2 separate regions of the Homo sapiens genome follow, and region 2 is linked to region 1. Evidence: chromatin contacts called from ENCODE Hi-C or POLR2A ChIA-PET data. All regions are on one chromosome and are shown on one strand. The core of a region is the stretch at or near the end of the contact, and the rest is flanking DNA. Distances in the headings are between cores, read along the strand shown. Region 1 holds the start of RPEL1 (ribulose-5-phosphate-3-epimerase like 1). Region 2 overlaps CNNM2 (cyclin and CBS domain divalent metal cation transport mediator 2).

Evidence for each region. Hi-C counts contacts between places; a loop is a spot of excess contacts on that map. ChIA-PET counts read pairs that join two places held with the same protein, here RNA polymerase II (POLR2A). Pooled maps may share reads with other maps.
Region 2: a pooled map shows a loop between it and region 1 (2.3-fold over the local background). The contact joins the enhancer-like site here to the promoter of RPEL1 in region 1. A Hi-C loop is called at or near these places in 2 of 50 pooled maps. POLR2A ChIA-PET finds 5 or more read pairs at or near these places in 3 of 52 experiments (AG04450, HepG2 and activated CD4-positive, alpha-beta T cell).

What each region holds. Positions count from the first base shown.
Region 1 is chr10:103,244,566-103,247,418 of GRCh38, reverse strand. RPEL1 (ribulose-5-phosphate-3-epimerase like 1) reads right to left here and starts at 1,532. Exons shown (of 1, transcript NM_001143909.1): 1 at 1-1,532. The coding sequence starts at 1,422. The coding sequence ends at 736. RefSeq lists an enhancer at 2,614-2,663.
Region 2 is chr10:102,996,409-102,999,431 of GRCh38, reverse strand. The region is part of intron 1 of CNNM2 (cyclin and CBS domain divalent metal cation transport mediator 2); the gene reads right to left. Among named protein-coding and RNA genes, the nearest start is that of CNNM2, 80 kb to the right of the region's middle. Within about 2 kb of position 1,296, at least 2 of the 41 ENCODE cell types and tissues checked have a DNase peak (open chromatin) inside an H3K27ac peak, as active enhancers do.

The DNA of each region.
Region 1 (2,853 bases), core at 283-2,782:
AAAAGGGCAGTCAGAATTCAACCCAATATTACTTCCATACAGAGGTTTTTACTTTTTCCTTTCTACTCAGAGCTAACACAACAGCATTATTTAACGTCCTTAAGAATGGTGGGGAGGAATCACTGAATAACCTGCTTTGACAAAAACACCCTGATAAAATCTATGCTTGTATTTTAGAACCCCTGGGTTTCACGCATTGTTTTTATAGTTTTTACACATTAAGTGTAAGGTGAAAAGTGATAGATTTTAAGAACCAAGAATATGGTATGCCATCCCACCCAAACTTATAAACAAATCACAAATAACATGAAATAGAAAAAAGCCATAAAGACTTCCTTTGCTTTTGGAAAACAGCTGAGAAACAACAAAATTCTTTTCAGAAGTACAGACAAAATTTGTTTTTGTAGTGTAGCTAATATGCCCTCCTTAGGCATTAAGACACTTTTCTGTTTGTAACCTTAATGCAGCCGTATTTTTACTCTTTATAAAAATCAAGTCTCTCAATAAAAACAGTATCTTACTCACTAATCATTAAATTGCATCACTAAAAATGTAGTTATACACACCAATTTCTGACCTCTTAGAATATTCTGCACAATCAGTTTTAATCACTGGAATGAATAACTGCTCAAAAAAGCAGTACAGCTTCAATTTCATGATGATTTGGTAGTCAATATTCCTGTTTTCCAGTAAAAGGGAGATTTCATGAACAGAAACATTGGGCTCCTTATGGTTTCATCGATCAAGAGAACGTTTCTGAGCAGCTTCTGAGCAAATATTTCTTAATAGGTTGATCACAGATCTGGGGTCTTCACTCCTCATAATAGCACTGCCAGATACAGTCATGTTAGCTCCTGCCTCTGCACACTTATGGACAGTGTCAGAACCTACTCCACCATCGCCCTCTATATCCAAAGATGGGAACTGGGTCCTCAACCAGTGAACCTTTGGCATCATATCTTCCATGAATTTCTGCTCTCCAAACCCCGGTTCCACTGTCATAACCAAGGCCATATCTATTTGATTAGCCCATGGTGCCAAATACTCAACTGAGGTTCCTGGTTTGATGGCAAGGCCAACCTTCATCCCATTCTCCCGAATGTCTTTAATCAAAGTCCCTGGGTTCTCAGTAGCCTCGAGATGAAAGGTGTACTGATTGGCTTCTGCTACAGCCATTGGCTTTACCCACTGTTCTGGCTTGGACACCATCATGTGCATGTCAAAGAAAGGGTCCTGGCCTAGCTGCTTTCGAAGGCTTTCTACCACAGGGTGACCAAAGGTGATGTTGGGAACAAAATGCCCATCCATTACATCCAGATGCAGATAATCGGCCCCAGAGTCTAGCATCTGGAGGCACTTGGCCCCTAAATTGGCCAGGTCGCTGTTGAGGATGGACGGGCCAATCTTGCAGCCCGACGCCATACCGCTGGCTCCCAAGAACAAGTTACCCCACGAGTCCCCGGCAAGACTAGAGCCCACTTTTTTTTTTTTTAAAACCAGGAAATTCTACCAAAGAACCACAGTTTGGCCAGGCACAGTGGCTCATGCCTGTAATCCCAGCACTTCAGGAAACCAATGCAGAAGGATCACTTGAGCCCAGGTGTTTGAGACCAGCCTAGGCAACATAATAGGAACCCGTTTTTACAAAGTAAAAAATTTGCCTGTGTGATGGCACATGCCTGTGGTCCCAGGTACTCGGGAGGCTGAGGCAGGAGAATTGCTTGAGCCGGGGAGGCTGAGACTTCAGTGAGCCATGATTGCGCCACTGCACTCCAGCCTGGGCGACAGAGTGAGGCCCTGTCTCAAACAAGAGACAGAAAACAAACAAAAAAGAAACCCCGAAACATAGTTTGGAGAGAACTATATAATAGCAGTCAAGTACAGGCTGTGAATTCTGTAGGTTTAAAAAAATGGTGAGGGATGGCCAGGTGTGGTGGCTCACGCCTGTAATCCCAGCACTTTGGGAGGCCAAGGCAGGTGGATCAGCTGAGGTCAGGAGTTCGAGATCAGCCTGGCCAACATGGTGAAACCCTGTCTCTACTAAGAATACAAAAATTAGCTGGGCGTGGTGGCACGTGCCTGTAACCTTTGCTACTCGGGAGGGTGAGACAAGAGAATCACTTGAAGCCGCGAGGTGGAGGCTGCAGTGAGCGGAGATAATGCCATTGCACTCAGCCTGGGTGACAGAGCAAGACTCCGTCTCAAACAAACAAACAAAAATGGTGCGGGATACCCTGGGAGGCATGGTTCAGGGATCCCTTCTGGAAGAGTTGGATATGAGAAGGTCTGAAGATTTAGGGTTTGGAAGAGGCACCAGTTGGAAGGTGGAACAGCATAAGCAAAAGCAGTAAGAGAAAGTTGAGAGCACAGAGAGGAGACTGACTCTTCCATCGTCAAGGGACTGGCCTGGGGAGTGTCTTCAGCGGGGAAGGAAAAATACCCTCCCTGGCCGGGTACTTTGGGTTTTCCTCACATTCTCGGCCAGCTCCTGATCTTACCCAACCAACCCCAGGAGCACCCCAAGCAGCAAAGACTCTGCACGTTTCATGACTACCACCAGGAGGCAGTATGGCCCAACAACTTGGAGCATCAGGGTTCATTCAGTTCCTAGTTTGTTCCAAGAGCTGATCTAGGAGCATGAAAGTGTCCACCAATCTAATATTTGTGGAGCACTTTGCATGGAGTTTTCAAAGTACTTTAACCCCGGTGATCTGATAGAATACTAACTACAACCCTGTGTGGTCTCTATGTGTTGGTATTATCTACCTAGAGGAACCGATGTTGAGGATTTAAGTGAATTATTCAAGTTCATTTAGACTGTGCGGGAATCTGAATTTGAACCAAGGGCCAAAA
Region 2 (3,023 bases), core at 47-2,546, 250 kb after region 1:
TTCTTAATTTCATTATCAGATCCAAGTGTATAGAAATATAAGCAATTTTTGGCCGGGTGCAGTGGCTCACGCCTGTAATCACAGCACTTTGGGAGGCTGAGGCGGGCAGATCACAAGGTCAGGAGATCGAGACCATCCTGGCTAACCTGGTGAAACCCCATCTCTACTAAAAATACAAAAAAAAAAAAAAAAAATTAGCCGGGCAGGGTGACGGGCACCTGTAGTCCCAGCTACTCGGGAGGCTGAGGCGGGAGAATGGCGTGAACCCAGGAGGCGGAGCTTGCAGTGAGCCAAGATCGCGCCACTACACTCAAGCCTGGGAGACAGAGCAAGACTCCGTCTCAAAAAAAAAAAAGAAAAAAGAAATATAAGCGATTTTTTTGCCTGTAATCCCAGCTACTCGGGAGGCTGAGGCACAAGAATCACTTGAACCCAGGAAGCAGAGGCTGTAGTGAGCCCGGATTGCGCCACTGCACTCTAGCCTGGGCAACAGAATAAGACCCTGTCTCAAAAAACAAACAAAAAGAAATAAGTGATTTTTTAATATTGCTCTTGTACCCTGCAACCCTGCTGAACTCATTTATTAATGCTAATAGGTTTTTTTGTTTGTCTTTTAGTAGAGACAGGGTTTCACCATGTTGGCCAGAGTGGTCTCAAACTCCTGGTTCTCAAGCAATCCAACTGGCTTTGCCTCCCAAAGAGCTGGGATTACAGGCGTGAGTCACCCTGCCGGCCTAAACCTAATAGTTTTGTAGTCGATTCCTCAGCATTTTCTATATAGAAGATCGTGTCACCTGTGAATAAAGTTTTATGTCTGCCTTTCCAATCTTGGTGTTTACCTTATCCCTTCGAAGGGCTATATGTTATTCATTCATTATAATCACATTGATAATTTTAAAGACCTTGCCCAGAGACAAGCCTGTGTTTTTCTAGTTCCTTAGATTTGTTTACTTTAAGTTCGCATATATACGTGAAGGATCTGTAACAAAATACTCAGAAAATAATACAATCTAGAATACATTTGAGCTGCATTTGATAGTTAAAGAATGGAAAGTACTTATCTTTAACAGTATTGAATAGCCTGTCAATTATGCATATTGATGTGCTTAGCCAGGCCATTCTAATTTCCTCTGTCACCTACTAAATAAAGCCCAGAGGGGCTTCCCTGCTGTAGATACAGGTAAAACTGCTCTGCAAATAGAAGTATGCATTCGCTGAACACCCACACCACTGCCTGAAGTCATTATTTGCATTATGAGTAAGAAAAACACAAGTGTGGCTTCAGTCTAAGGGACTAATCCTGCTTTTACAAGCCAGAAAATAAATGCCCACTAATGTGGCATCAGAAGAGAGTTTGTTAACTCTAACTTAATCAGAGCCATCAAGAAACAGAAAAAAAAAACAAAAACACTTGAACACTGACATAAAGCCATAAATATGGTGTGTATCTAGTTCAGTGCAAGTCATGTTAAACATGACTTTTTATTCTCAAGGTGTTTGTTCTAAACCATGAAGTAATGTCAGTATATTCTTTTACTCTTGCAATGTTTAGAGTTGCTACAGATTATGATACAAAGCCATTTGTAAAAGGGGAGGAAATGAGCTATAAAATCATATTAGAAATCTAATGGGACTGCAAACAAAATTAAAATGTATCTTTCTTGCTTAATATTGTAGCTTTATCCTGTACATTGATTTTTGTTCTTAATTGAAGGACAGCTTCATATGGGACCTTATAATGGTAACTTTATATTATTTGGGTCTTTTTCTTAACTGCTTTTTATATAAATTATACTTTATAAATATTTTACAAATATTTTACAAACTTAGTTGGTCTACAGCATGTGACTTCCACATTTTAGACAAATGCTACATAAATATTAAAACCAAGAATCTAGACCTCACATCTGTCTTCCCATTATATTTATTCTTCAGAATTCGAAGCAAACTTTTATACATATTCAATATCCAGAAAGAGAAAACAGAAAACAGGAGAAAACTATCAAAATAATATTTGGAAAGAACATGCATCTTCAAACTAAAATGGCCTATCAATGGCCCGAACAGCAAGTTGTAAAAGACCTATTTCCAATCTTTCAAAATACTAAGATTCTGAAAAGCTTCCAGAGAAATCAGTCACCTGCAGTGGATCAAGAATTAGGATAAAACTGGCCTCCTCATTATTAAGACTGGATGCTTGCAGACAATGAAGCAATCCATAAGAATTCTCAGGGAAAATTCTCTTCAATCTAGAATTCCATTCTCATCCCAACTCTCATCAAATGTAGAGCTAAATGAAAGGACTCAGAAAGTATCCTTTCTCTTCACCTTCTTTAGGACAGTCCTTACTGACATGTTTCATCAAAATCAGGGAGTATGTCTAGAAAGGAGAGGATATGGGATCCAGGAAATAATCTAGGAAAGCAGTAATGGGAAGTCACAGGATGTCAGCTCTAGAGAGCAGTCAGCCCAGTTTGGAGAAACAATGTGCTCTAGGAGGAGGTTGGAGATGTGAGTGAATAGAATAAGAGAATGAATTATACAATGGAGAGCTTGAAAATAATTGAGGACATAACAAAGGCAAATATCTCGTGGAAGAAAGGCCATGAGAAAATAAATGCTGTACAAGGAAAGAAAGGTATACTACTAGGATATGAAGTGAACAATTTTTATGTAATTATGATAATGCAAATAAATTAACTTTTAGATTCAACCTATTCACAAATCAAAGTTTTTTGTTTTGTTTTTGAATCAGGGTCTTGCTCTGTTTCCCAGGCTGGAATATAGTAGGGCAATCACAGCTTACTGAGCTTCAACCTCCCACCTCGGCCTCCCGAGTACTAGGACTACAGGCATGCGCCACCATGCCCAACTGATTTTTAAATTATTTGTAGAGACAAGGTCTCCCTATGTTGCCCAGGCTGGTCTTGAACTCCTGGCCTTAAGCAATCTTTTGGCCTCAGCCTCCCAAGGTGCTGGGATTACAGGCGTGAGCTGTTGCACCTGGCCCAAAGAAGTCTTAA